2 separate regions of the Homo sapiens genome follow, and region 1 is linked to region 2. The links are chromatin loops, found by intact Hi-C in ENCODE. Cell type or tissue: PC-3. All regions are shown on one strand. Links, peaks and the distances in the headings refer to the core of each region. The heading gives the core; the rest is flanking DNA.

Region 1 (6,561 bases), core at 1,564-5,563, 840 kb after region 2:
ATATCAAGGTAAATAGGGGTATCCACCACCTCAGGTATTCATCATTTCTTTTGTTAGAAACATTCCAGTGATACTGCCTCAGTTATTCTAAAATGCAAAACAAATTATTACTAACTATAGTTACCCTGCTGTACTATCAAATACTAGATCGTATTCATTGTATCAAACTATATTATCAAAGATAAGTTTGAAGTTCATGGCAGAAATCACAAAATTCCTAGTTCTGTTTACAATGGCTTTTTGAACTATTTGCTCTAAAAGTCATGTAAGAATAAGACTGCTTATTAGAAATCTCCTGAAGAATGCGTGCCAAGTACTATGAGATGTGGACTTTGGACTGCTCCACTGTCTCCATCTCCACACTTTTTTTCTCCCCACGCCCCATGCTCCATACTTTTTTCAGCAAAAAAGGTGAATTCATCTTTTTTGAATCCACATCCAAAGGCAAATTTTAAACATTAATAATTCAGCATGAGACTTATAGAAGAAACCTGTAAAACACACAAACAATTAAGGAATAAGCCACAATAAAAAGTCATGTAAAGGTTATATATCATAAAAATTACATAAAAATAGGTTCTTTAGATAATTTTCCTTAACCTCAATGAAGTTTTATAATTTTGTTTAAAACACAAGGAAACAAATAAAAGGGCTATCTGCAAAAAAATACAATTTTTTAAAAGTAAGGAAACTAGCAAGGAACAGACTTGGAAGACAAAGGATGAAAAGTGAACTACAGAGTTAAGAGAAACAAATGAAGATGAAACAAAACAGAAGAAATACACATTAACAGATTCAGAATCCAGAGATGTGAGGAATCCACATAAAACAAATTCAAAAAAGAGCAAAGGCAATTGCACAAAACACAATAGAGGAGAATAGTAAAGAAAGCACTTTTGGCATTAACATAATTGGTTTCCACAAAAAAAGTGTACAAAATGAAGAACGAATAGAAAACAATTTCAAGATATAACAGAAAAAAATATTAAATGAGTATTTGAATCCACAAGTTGAAAAGAAACAGTTACTGCAGGAAAAACTGATGCAAAATGATCACTGAGTCAGATATTCTCAAGACTAATTTATCCATATGACCCCTAATAGGGAGGCTTCCGATAATGATCCTACCTGAAAATGCATCAGCGCTTACACCTAATCCAATATTTCTACACTTTGTTTTACTTTCCTCTAAAGAATGGATCACCATCTGACATAGATAGATTGACAGATAGGTAGATAGATAGATAGATAGATAATTTGTTTATTGCCTCTTACCCTGATTAGAATGTATACTCTGAAAGCCAGATTTTTAAAAGCATGATTATATCTCTAGATACTATATTTAGTAGATGAGTATTTAATAAGCATTTTTGAACAAATAAATGTAATTTAATAAATAATCATATGGTAATTGGGACAAAGAAAGAGCAGATCTCATTCAAGAGGGCAATTCTTACCTATCAGAATTCTCCAGAGTAACAATCACATAAAGAGGGGCGAACAATAACAACAGTAATTCAAAGTGTACTCTGACAATTGGCTTCAAAGTATAAAAATAATAGACAAGAGTCACAAGAATACTTGGGGAATATGTAATTCCTTCTTGAAAAGAACATTTTTGAAATACATAAAAAAACCCAGAAATGAAAATAAATGTTTCAAAAATGACATCCTGAAAAAGATCTATTTAAATACATATCTAAGGCTAAGCAACCATATGGATTATGGTTACAGAATTAAATGGAAAGTCTTAAACTTTGACATTAAAATATTTATAAAACTAATATAATTAAGACATAAGGGGGAAGTGTTATGTGGAAGGGTGCTGATTTCTGCCATTCATTGTTGAGAGTTGATATTATCTAACTTTGATACATGCGGTTAAAATGATACTTTCCAAAACTTCTTCATAATCTTATATATTAATTTTAGAAGTACTATTGAAAATGAACATTTCTTTCTGTATCTCTTTTTCCTTATATCTCAGTTTATAAATCAATATATTCTTCTAATTTTCTGTTTTGCTAACATCAATATCTATTTCGCTAACATCAATACCTCAGTTTCCTCACTTATGAATGGAGATAAAATAATAGCACTTATTGCGTAGGGAAATAGGAATGTTAAAAAATGACATAGGTAGGCCAGGCACAGTGGCTTACACCTGTAATACCAGCACTTTGGGAGGCCAAGGCGGGTGGATCACCTGAGTTTAGGAGTTGGAGACCAGCCTGGCCAACATGGTGAAACCCCGTCTCTACTAAAAATACAAATATTAGCCAGGTGTGGTGGTACGTGCCTGGAATCTCAGCTACTTGGGAGGATGAGGAGTGAGAATATCTTGAACCTGGGAGTTGGAGGTTGCAGTGAGCCAAGATCACACCAATGCACTCCAAACTAGGTGACAGAGCAAGACTCTGTCTCAAAAAAAAAAAAAAAAAAAAAAGACTCGTAAAGCACTTAAAACCTCTTACAGGTATATTCTTTCTATGTATATAATATGTAAGTAAAAACGATAGTTTATCTGGATTGTGATTTGACAATAAAAAAAAACAAATCTTTGCTGGTTACATTTTTGGTATAATGCTGCGCACCCATCTTTTTTTGAGACGGAGTCTCGCTCTGTCGCCCAGGCCGGACTGCGGACTGCAGTGGCGCAATCTCGGCTCACTGCAAGCTCCGCTTCCCGGGTTCACGCCATTCTCCTGCCTCAGCCTCCCGAGTAGCTGGGACTACAGGCGCCCGCCACCGCGCCCGGCTAATTTTTTGTATTTTTTTTTAGTAGAGACGGGGTTTCACCTTGTTAGCCAGGATGGTCTCGATCTCCTGACCTCATGATCCACCCGCCTCGGCCTCCCAAAGTGCTGGGATTACAGGCGTGAGCCACCGCGCCCGGCCGCACCCATCATTTTTATACCTATCAAAATAGCCTTTAAATGTAATATTATTAACTCAGTAAAAATTATGGAGAAAATGTTACTATTTCATTGCAATAGGTGACAATTATGTCCATTACTGTATAATATCTGTCATAGGGAATTAAAGTATACTATCACATATGTAAATCATTGTTTCTAAATATGATTGCATTAAAATGTACATTATCATTTTCCAAAACTGGTTGTTTATCTCTTCCCAACCTGTCAATGTTGCTTTGCTCTCTTAAGAAAAAGTTATTTGCAAACAAAAGAAGATAAAACATTATGCTCTCTCTAACATCGCTGTCTCAGGGACAACTACTCATATTTAGATTTTTTTAAAGTGTAAATATTAAAGAATCTGAGGAGAAGCAGAAGGTAAGAGAGGACAGGCTGTAGTTAGGGTGATGTTGCTTGGAAAGACTTAAAGAAAATGGCGATGCTGCAAGTTTCAAGCAGATTCTATTTCTCAGAAAAGATTGAGAATTGTTCGTCTGATACACATTATTTAACCAGTTTTTCTTTTTAAAATGGTCTCTGAGAATGTGTAATGAACAAATGCTTTTATTTTGTCAAAACTGAATTTCAAATTTACTACCAACATCTCCCAAGATTTTTTATTTTATTTTTCGTTAACCTGTAACTCCTTAACATATTTATACTTTAAAACACATATGAAATTATTTGATTTAAAAACTCATTACATATAAAATAATATCTTTTTTGTTTTGTGTTTTGTCTTCTTGTAATTATGGTAACTGGAAAAGTATTGATTAATTGAAATCAGAGCAACATTCACAATATTATCTTTTATAAGTGAGACAATATTCACGAAGAACCACATGTGCATCATAAAAATAACAATTAATGCTGACCGATGCTAAATATTAAGTAAATGACATTTATTGATGAAAAAAGATTAAAATTTGATTATCCCCCTTGAAACTGCGAAGGGACAAAAATCTTGGCACATGTTGCCCTCTAGTGGAACTTTAAAGATAGGCAGTTGAATTATATTTTGGTGCTTTCAATATGTGCAATTCAGTTTACTATTACAATTTTAAAAACAAATTAATATTTTTCTTTTAAAACGGTAAGTACTATAAAATCTTTTCAATTAATTTGTTGTAGTTGATAGGTTTGGTATTTTTAAAAATCAAAAATTTGAAAATAAAAATAAAGTGTCTCATAGCCATTAAAGGCCAAGAAGGTGTTGTTAGTCATATAATCATATAACAAGAATAGTAGAAATAATAAATAGCTCAGGAATATAATTTTATTTGCTTCGAATTTTTGCTGAGCAATGTTACCTAACCTGATTGTATGAAACTATCATCGAATCTCATCTCTCTACAATTAGAATGACCAACACAGTATTTTATGAAAAACGATAATTTGAAAAGCTTTTACTATCAACAAATAAGAACCAGTGTTCACAGAAATATGAAAAAATAATTTTTCAAAAGCATTTTTGTCATCTTTTGATTTGCTTTTCAAAGAAAACATTTTATTGTATTATATCTGTTATTTTTTATTTTATAATTTCAATACATATTGATGTAGATCGATTTTCCTAATTTATACCGCCATATGGAAGAGGTGTGAATGCATGATATTGTACAAAATACAAAATATATTCTATTTACGGTAGGCACTTAAAACTATGTTATTATAAATTCAACAGTTTGCATCATTTGTTGATTCTTACTTTAATATTACTGTTGCTTATCTTTTACAATACCTAATTTAAGCATATATAGGTTTAAGATGAGAATCTTATTTCTGTAATTCGACAGTATACCTTGTCCTAAAAAACAGTTTAAAAATATGGTAGCGCAACTAATAGTATAAAAAATATGATTTGTGGCCGGGCACGGTGGCTCACGCCTGTAATCCCAGCACTTTGGGAGGCCGAGGCAGGTGGATTACCTGAGGTCAGAAGTTCAAGACCAGCCTGCTCAACGTGGTGAAACCCCGTCTCTACTAAATATACAAAAATTAGCCAGGTGTGGAGGTGGGCGCCTGTAATCCCAGCTACTCGGGAGGCTGAGGCAGGAGAATCACTTGAACCCGGGAGGCAGAGGTTGCAGTGATTGAGCCATTGTGCTCCAGCCTGGGCAACAAGAGCGAAATTTCACCTTTGCCTCAGAAAAAAAGAAAAAAAAAAGATTTGTGATTCCACTTACCATATGAAAAATTATAAAATGAATATTTAGTCAACTATATCCCTTGTTTACTCATTAACAAATGCTTACATTTCAAAACCATTCTTTAATTTTTTAAATTTTTATTAACTTTTGTGTATGTGATGGAATTTTGCTTTTGTCGCCCAGGCTGGAGTGCAATGGCGAAATCTCAGCTCACTGCAACCTCTGCCTCTCCGGTTCAAGGGATTCTCTTGCCTCAGCCTCCTGAGTACCTGAGATTACAGGCACGCACCACCACGCTCAGCTAATTTTTGAATTGTTAGTAGAGACGGGGTTTCGCCATGTTGGCCAGGCTGGTCTCGAACTCCCGACCTCAGGTGATCCACCCACCTTGGCCTCCCAAAGTGCTGGTATTACAGCCTTGAGCCACCGCGCCCGGCCCAAAACCAGTCTTTAAAAACAATTTAAGCTGGCTAAGTCTATCAGAAATTATAAAGTAATTAAAAATAGTCCTAGGCTATTTAAAGAATGCTAAATACATCTGTAAAGCAAACTAAAGCTAAATGAGCTAAAATAATACATAAGACAATTAGTCCAACCTGTAGGCTATTTTTGTTATTTCTTATAAATATTTCAATTTCATATTTTACATTGTGGTATATACTGTCTATGGATTAAACAATCACAACCTTTCCCCTTATTCAATTTTTCCCTTATTCCTTCAAAACAATGACCACAAGCAGATCATTAAACACAGAATAAGATTCGAAACTTCTTTTAAAATTAAAACATTAACAGAATAAGAAAATAAATATTGTGTTATGGTAATGTGAGTTTTGTCATTGGACATATCAGATAATTTACACTAGGTACAAGAGGCAGCTTTTGTAGCTACCAGTATCTCCCGAGATTGGGAGATCTTTATTAAGACCTTCATTAAGATCAATGACTGGGCAAGTTTTAATTTAATTAATTAATTGATTGATTTTATCTGTTGCCCGAGAGTGATGGGGCGCAATCTTGGCTCTCTGCAACCTCCGCCTCCCTGGTTCAAGCAATTCTCATGCCTCAGTCTCCCGAGTAGCTGGGATTGCAGGCGTGTGCCAGTATGCCCGGGTAATTTTTGTATTTTTTACTAGAGATGGGGTTACACCGTATTAGTCAGGCTGCTTTCAAACTCCCGACCTCAGGTGATCCACCCACCTCAGCCTCTCAAAGTGCTGAGATTACAGTCGTGAGCCATCCCATGCGGCAGTAAGTTTTCTCTTTTTTTTTTTTTTTTTTTTTTTTTTTTTGAGAAGAAGTCTCGCTCTGTCGCCCAGGTTGGAGTGCAATGGTGCTATCTCAGCTCGCTGCAACCTCCGCCTCCAGGTTCAAGCGATTCTCCTGTCTCAGTCTCCGGAATAGCTGGGATTACAGGCATGCGCCACCACGCCAGGCTACTTTTTGTATTTTTAGTAGAGACAGGGTTTCACCATGTTGGCCAGGCTGGTCTC
Region 2 (6,561 bases), core at 780-4,779:
CCTGCCTCGGCCTCCCAGAGTGTTGGGATTACAGGCATGAGCCACCGCACCTGGCCTATTTGTTTGATCTTAAATCCAAGCAACTGTGAGTTCCATGAAGGTGCAGACTGTCTTTCATGTTCACGGAGGTATCCTTGGTGCTCAATTAATAGCATTTGTTGAATAGATAAAAAAATTATATAGGACAGGATTAGGATAACATTGAATATTGACAACCTTTTGCCTGAAATATCAAAAATGTGTGCTTAGATATGTTCAAGTTTAGTTGAGATATCTACGTCCATATATCTACATCTAGTCTGTCTCTCTCTCTCTCTCTTTCTCTCTCTCTCTCTTTCTCTCTCCTACATATTAAGTAAAGCTAACACCTTTTTGTAGCTCTAAGCCATATTCCATATTCTATTAAATTAGCAATGGTGGGTGGCTCAGCCACATGCAAAAAAGCAAAGTGGGACACATGGTAGAGTGAGAGATTGTCAAACTGGATCTGCACTGACACTCACCCAGCTGGATGAACTGAGGCTCACTCTTTACCCCAGACCCAGCCCCAGTGCTGGCTGCCACTTCCACACTGTATCGGATTCCAGGAACAAGAAAGGGAATGACCACGGAAAAGGTGGAACCATCCACTGTTTTGTTGATGTGGTATCGAGTTTCATTGCCCAGACACCAAACCTGTAAGAAGCACATCACAAAAATCAAGCTGGTAAATTACCTAAATGAATGCAAAGATCAACACAGGGTTGCAGTTTTAGACCCAGACAGAGTACTAAACTGTCATGCACTACCATAAGAAGTTTCCAAAGTCATTTTTTCCCTAAAATCTAGTTCTATGAACAATCTTCTGGTCAAGTTTAACGTTAAAAGTAGTTTCAAGGCATCTTTATTACTTTCTCATATACTTTTAAAAGGTTCTATCAGGTAAGTCTACAAATCTGTGCTTGAAGGTAGTAGTTTCTATCAGCCCACTTCATTTAGATTTCTTTTTAACACCAACACATTATCTGCCAGCTAAATAAGTACCTTGCAGATAGCTGTGTCTATGCAGATCAAGAATAATACTCATTCAACATTTGCATTCTAGGCATGACCCAGATGACCAGATATTGTAAAACAAAAATGAGTAGGAAACGCCAAGCCTCGTACTTCAACAGTTCTCTGGGATCAACCTGCCTGGCATGGGCACTGGAACATCACATTTTACAAGGAGTAGTTGATTGAAAAGGAAGGAGAGCTTCTGAATACTCTAAAGTAGTTTGCACAAATATGATTATTAAAAATAAAACTGCACACAAGGAGTGAGCCTCATCTCAGGATTTTATTCAACCTCTGGTACACTGAACTATATTATCAATGAGAGACAATTTGCCCTCTGCTCTTCTATTTAAATGGGACTATCAGTCCTTCACAGCATACATGAGAACATAAAGAATAGCAATACATATTTGATGTGAAAAAAGCATTCTTCTAATAACAAAGAGTTACCTGATTAACTTGGCTAATAATATTTGTGATACAAAACTATTCTCAAGAAATTGAGATTTTCAAACTATTCTATAATCCTTGTTTTAAATTTCACTAACAGATTCATCAGTGAGTGATCTTCTGCGATGTTTAAGAACTTGGATATGGTGCACGACAATGTTCAAGCTCAGTTTCCATAAGAAAATGATCTATAGAAAAACATGCTCATTATTATTAATTATTATCATTAGAGATGGAGTCTTGCTCTGTGGCTCAGGCTGCAGTGTAGTGGTGCAATCTTGGCTCACTGCAGCCTCCACCTCCCGGGTTCCAGTGATTCTCCTGCCTCAGCCTCCTGAGTAGCTGGGATTAAAGGTGTGCACCACCACACTCAGCTAATTTTTGTATTTTTAGTAGAGACGGGCTTTCACTGTGTTGGCCAGGCCGGCCTGACCTCAGATGATCTGCCTGCCTCGGCCTCTCAAAGTGCTGGGATTACAGGCGTGAGCCACAGCGCCCAACTGACATACTCTATATTCCTTATGATGTTCTCAAGCAATATATACCATTAACTTTAAGTAGACAATTGTCTAAACTCTAATAGGAAGTGAGATTTAAAAGAAATCTAAGCCTAGTCTCTTCCATCATTTATCTTTTTATATTTTCTTTGAAAGTTAATATTATTTTAATATAGTTTCAATACATAACACCAAGAAATGCTCAGACCCTATACCAGGAGCTGACCATTTGGAAATTAAGACTCTTTTGTGATTTTTTTAAAAATCCCATTTACATTATACAGCTGAACCAAAGCCACAAACTGATTTTGTACCAGTCAATCAGGTTCTGAAAGGCATTTTATTATTTTAAATTGACCATGAAGTTACGTGAAATCCACCCTTTTGCATTTCTTCAGGAGAGAAATGAGTTCTGACTCTTAGGGGAAAATGCCTACATTCCACAATTTAGCTTGAGAGCTGAGACATCACCCATTTTAAATCCTTAAAAATCTTCTATAACATTCTATTTTTCTAGACTAACACATAGTATCCTGTCACTCCTCAGTATTGAGACAGCCTTGAAACTCTTAAGAAAACACTTAAAAGTACAGAGACTTTTACCTTTTAATGCCTCAATTATCTAGAAAATCTTACTTGAAATATCTTAAAACATCCACAGTGCACTTATGGCAGTCTTTTAAATACTTTAAAAAATACACTGTTCATATACACAAATTTCATAAAGAGGTTTCTCAATTTGTTTTTAAAAATCTTTTGAAAATAAAATAAACTTAAAATTCTGCTCAGGATACTTGGTTACCGTACAGATTAATTTGCTCCTCAGAAGAACATGTATAGTCTTATTTGGGCCTTAACTAAGGATGCACATCAGAATCGCCAAAAGATTCACCAAGATATATGTGCAAGGGCCCCTGTCAGACCACCTGAATCAGAATTTCAAAATCACTGAATAAACAAGAAAGCGTTTTAAAAATAATTTTACATGTTGCTATTTGGACCAGCAGATGGCGCCAAATATCCATAAACAAATACCAGCCTGCTTTTTCTTTATGAATGGTGGGGGCTGCCCATCAGGACATTAATATATATATATATTATACTCATACCTTATACTCTTGGACCATTCCATTTTGAGTGTCTTCTGGAGGTGGCTGCCAACTAACTAGAATTGCAGTTCCGTTTCCATCATTCTTGGATACAGTTACACCTTGGGGTGGGGCACTGGGTGCTATTAAATTGTTTTAAAAGGTAGGTTATTAGAATGTGCTAGAGAACACTGAAAGCAGGTAATTAATATCAAACCCAATAATAGATGTATTAATACTATATCAATATATGCTTTTTTTTTTTTTTTTTTTTGAGACGGAGGCTCGCTCTGTCATCTAGGCTGTAGTGCTGTGACATGATCTCGGCTCACTGCAACCTCCCCCTCCCGGGTTCAAGCGATTCTCCTGCCTCAGCCCCCTGAGTAGCTGGGATTACAGGCACCCACCACCATGCCCCACTAATTTTTGTATTTTTAATAGAGATGGGGTTTCACCGCCTTGGCCAGGCTGGTCTCGAACTCGTGACTTCAGGTGATCCGCCCGCCTCAGCCTCCTAAAGTGCTGGGGTTACAGGCGTGAGCCACTGTGCCCAGCTGCATATGTTTTAAAGATGTATCTCATCCAAGTCTGAATAGTCCCAAACTACCTAAGTTGTTCCTCACTCAATGCTAATTCACTGCCACGGTGAATTTTCCATAACCAAAGTTAAATACCTTGTTTCCACCAAACATCCCAGGACAATTCCTATTTCTTCTACCGTGTAACTCTAGTCTCATGTTCTCCCCCGAAATGTTCAAAAGTATGAAAATGAATATTAATCATTCATGATAATTACTTATACAGCCAAAGTGACAAAGACATGTTGGGAAAAATCCTGTTGTTAGTTAATGTAATCTTTTACCTTTATGTAAATATTGTTTAATTTCTAGGAATAGGGTGGTCAGCTATAGTGATTTGTCTAGAACTGAGGTGTTTTAAAAGAGATGAGATTTAGGAAGAAAATGCTAATCCCACGAAGTCCTGGGCAAATCAACACATTATTCAAATCATGGATCAAAATAAACAAATAGAAAATGCTGAATGGAAAATAAACCAAACGGAAAACAATTTCATTTTTAAATGTGAATTTTAGTTCTGAATAATTAAATTTCTATATGCCATTAAGTAATATAATGTTCACATTTACACATTTGAGGTAGGCCACTATTGAAGCAAGTCAACTATTATAGCATTTTGCTTTTCTAGTTTTCTAAATAAACAAATACTGTTAGCAAAATGTATGTTCAATATCAAGAAAGTTAGTAATTAATGCCACTATTAACATTATAACAATTTAAATTAAGCTAATAAAATTCTAACAAATATACTGCAATGCATGGAAATCAAACGCTTCATCATACTTGCCTTCTTCCAGGGTTTTGGCAAACTTGATTTCACTATCTGCTCCTTGAAATTCATTAAAAAAAGGGCGAGCCTTAATTTCATAGTTGACTCCCTTTCTGAGATCAGGGATTACCACACTGTTTTTGGCTGGCGTCCTCACTTCAAAAACTAACCAGTCTGATTCTCCGTGGTTGGCTCCAGATGGCCGATAGAGAATTTTATATCCTTGTATATACTGAGACTGTTGATCTACCTATTAAAAAGACAAGTAAAATGTAATTATTCATATTATTGTATTGGTTCATCAGAAAATAATAAAAATTAAACGTTATAAAATGCACAAAATTCTGTCTGGCTTCATCCCACATTCTTACACAAGAAATGTGTAAGAATTAGAAAGGAAAAAATAAAAATCATTATTTGTGGACAACATGAGTGTGCTCATAGAAAATCCAAAAGAATCTTCAGCTAAAACATTCAAATAAGTAGAATACTGAAAAAATTCCACTATCTTTTGATAAAAATTTCGGTGGCATTAACTTCTATGCTTCATGCAGAAATGTGAGGCCTGATGGCAGCTCTGACATTGCATGTAGGACATCCCTGGGTCAAGGGGATGAGAAGCTAAAATGTTTGATGATTTTCTGATTTTAAAAGCCTACTTAATACTACTTGGAAATATTTCTAAGTTTAAAAGATTCATGTAATAATGATCCTATCACAAGTTACATAACACAGTTAATACTATCTGTTTCTTTCCTGAGACAGGTCAAGTTCACTACTGCAGCACAATAGGAAAAAAATAGGCTCAAGATGCAATGTTTTTCTGTTTAAACCAAACTAATAGCTACTGTAATAAACAGTGCTTACACTATAAAGTTATCATTAATGTACAAGTAGGCAACAGATAGTTACATTTTATATGCATTGCAATGATCTCGCAGACGCTTATTAAAACTGAGATCAAATATTGTAACAACTCACTGTCCAGTGCACTTCGATGGAAGAGGAAGAAAGGACGGTGGGGTTGTGGAGGTGCAGAACAGCATTTCCCAGCTCTCTCTGGACCTGCTTGTGGTCCACCCCCTGACTTGTTGGTAGGACATCTACAACAAGTCAAGAAAACTGTGTCAGGGTCTGCACAACGTTACTGAACGGAATGAAAGCATGGTGAAACAAACTGTTCATTCATAGCAACTCTCAGTAAAGAAGAGTCCAAGCCAGGCTGTGATTCGGAAAAAAAAAAAAAAAGGAATAATTTAACCTTTTTATTAGGATCAGGAAAGTAAGAGGGGATAGAGAGAGTAGAGAGAACGCAGAGGACATATATTATAGAAAGGCAAAAAGAGCAGGAAGCAAAGACAACAATGGCAAATAACAACATTTAGTGGCTCCTCCTATCATGTAACGATCACTTTCCTGATGAAAATGAGGGCACTAGGGCAATTCCCTGAGTTTGTGAAAACCTTCTGTAGTGATCCTAACTATGCAAGACAGAAAAGAGACTGAAATTGTAGCAGAGTGGCTAAGCAATGGAAAGAAAGGAGATATGGTTAGTGAAAACCAAGAACAGAAAGAAGGCAGATACTTTACAGCTTTTAAGATGAACTTGGATATTTTCTCATGGAAGGTATATGGTAAGTTAGTGGCTACAATGGAGGTGATACAGATGCCAGCAAGGAAGTAAAATAAAATAAAGCTGATTAGACTCATGAGAAAAAAGTACTTAACGTTTATTTAATTGATGATCCTTTAGTTTAGTTATTGTATCATAGTAAAGAAGGTTTAATAAAGAGTTCTTAATCTCAAAAGCCCCAAAATTTCAGGAAGGAAACTAAGAACACAGTAAGAATGAAGTGGCTACTAATGTTAATTTTTTTTTATAAGCTTCTTAAAGTCTACACTCAAAAAAACATTTGCCCATTTCTGAAGCGGTTTTCTAAACACAGATGTTTTGCTTTGTTTATAATAGTAACAGGGAATACATGGGAGGAAGTGAAGAAAATGTTTTTTGGACTTCAGAATTCTCTTTCTCAAAGAATTGTATTTTGGCACCTACATTCCAGATGATTCCCCATTACATAAAAAAATTAAAATGAGAATTTTAGTTTAATGAATCATTAAATACCGTCAAACAATTGATCTTG

Evidence for each region. A loop is a pair of places that touch in the nucleus more often than their neighbours do. Peaks named below come from ENCODE experiments on the same cell type or tissue, not always from the same donor. Only the 100,000 strongest peaks of a DNase experiment are listed, where the experiment ranks them.
Region 1: a loop joins it to region 2, with 6 times the contacts of the local background. A loop is called at or near these places in 25 of 110 quality-filtered maps.

The regions. Positions count from the first base shown.
Region 1 is chr3:79,493,789-79,500,349 of GRCh38, forward strand. The region is part of intron 2 of ROBO1 (roundabout guidance receptor 1); the gene reads right to left. Among named protein-coding and RNA genes, the nearest start is that of MIR3923, 11 kb to the right of the region's middle. In PC-3, for the core only: a CTCF peak has its summit at 3,895 (motif pointing left); no DNase peak of the experiment used is centred there.
Region 2 is chr3:78,656,595-78,663,155 of GRCh38, forward strand. It overlaps ROBO1 (roundabout guidance receptor 1), which reads right to left. Exons shown (of 31, transcript NM_002941.4): 15 at 5,399-5,520; 16 at 4,436-4,667; 17 at 3,092-3,213; 18 at 504-675. Among named protein-coding and RNA genes, the nearest start is that of LINC02077, 610 kb to the left of the region's middle. In PC-3, for the core only: CTCF peaks have their summits at 2,983 (motif pointing right) and 3,182; a DNase peak (open chromatin) is centred at 2,997.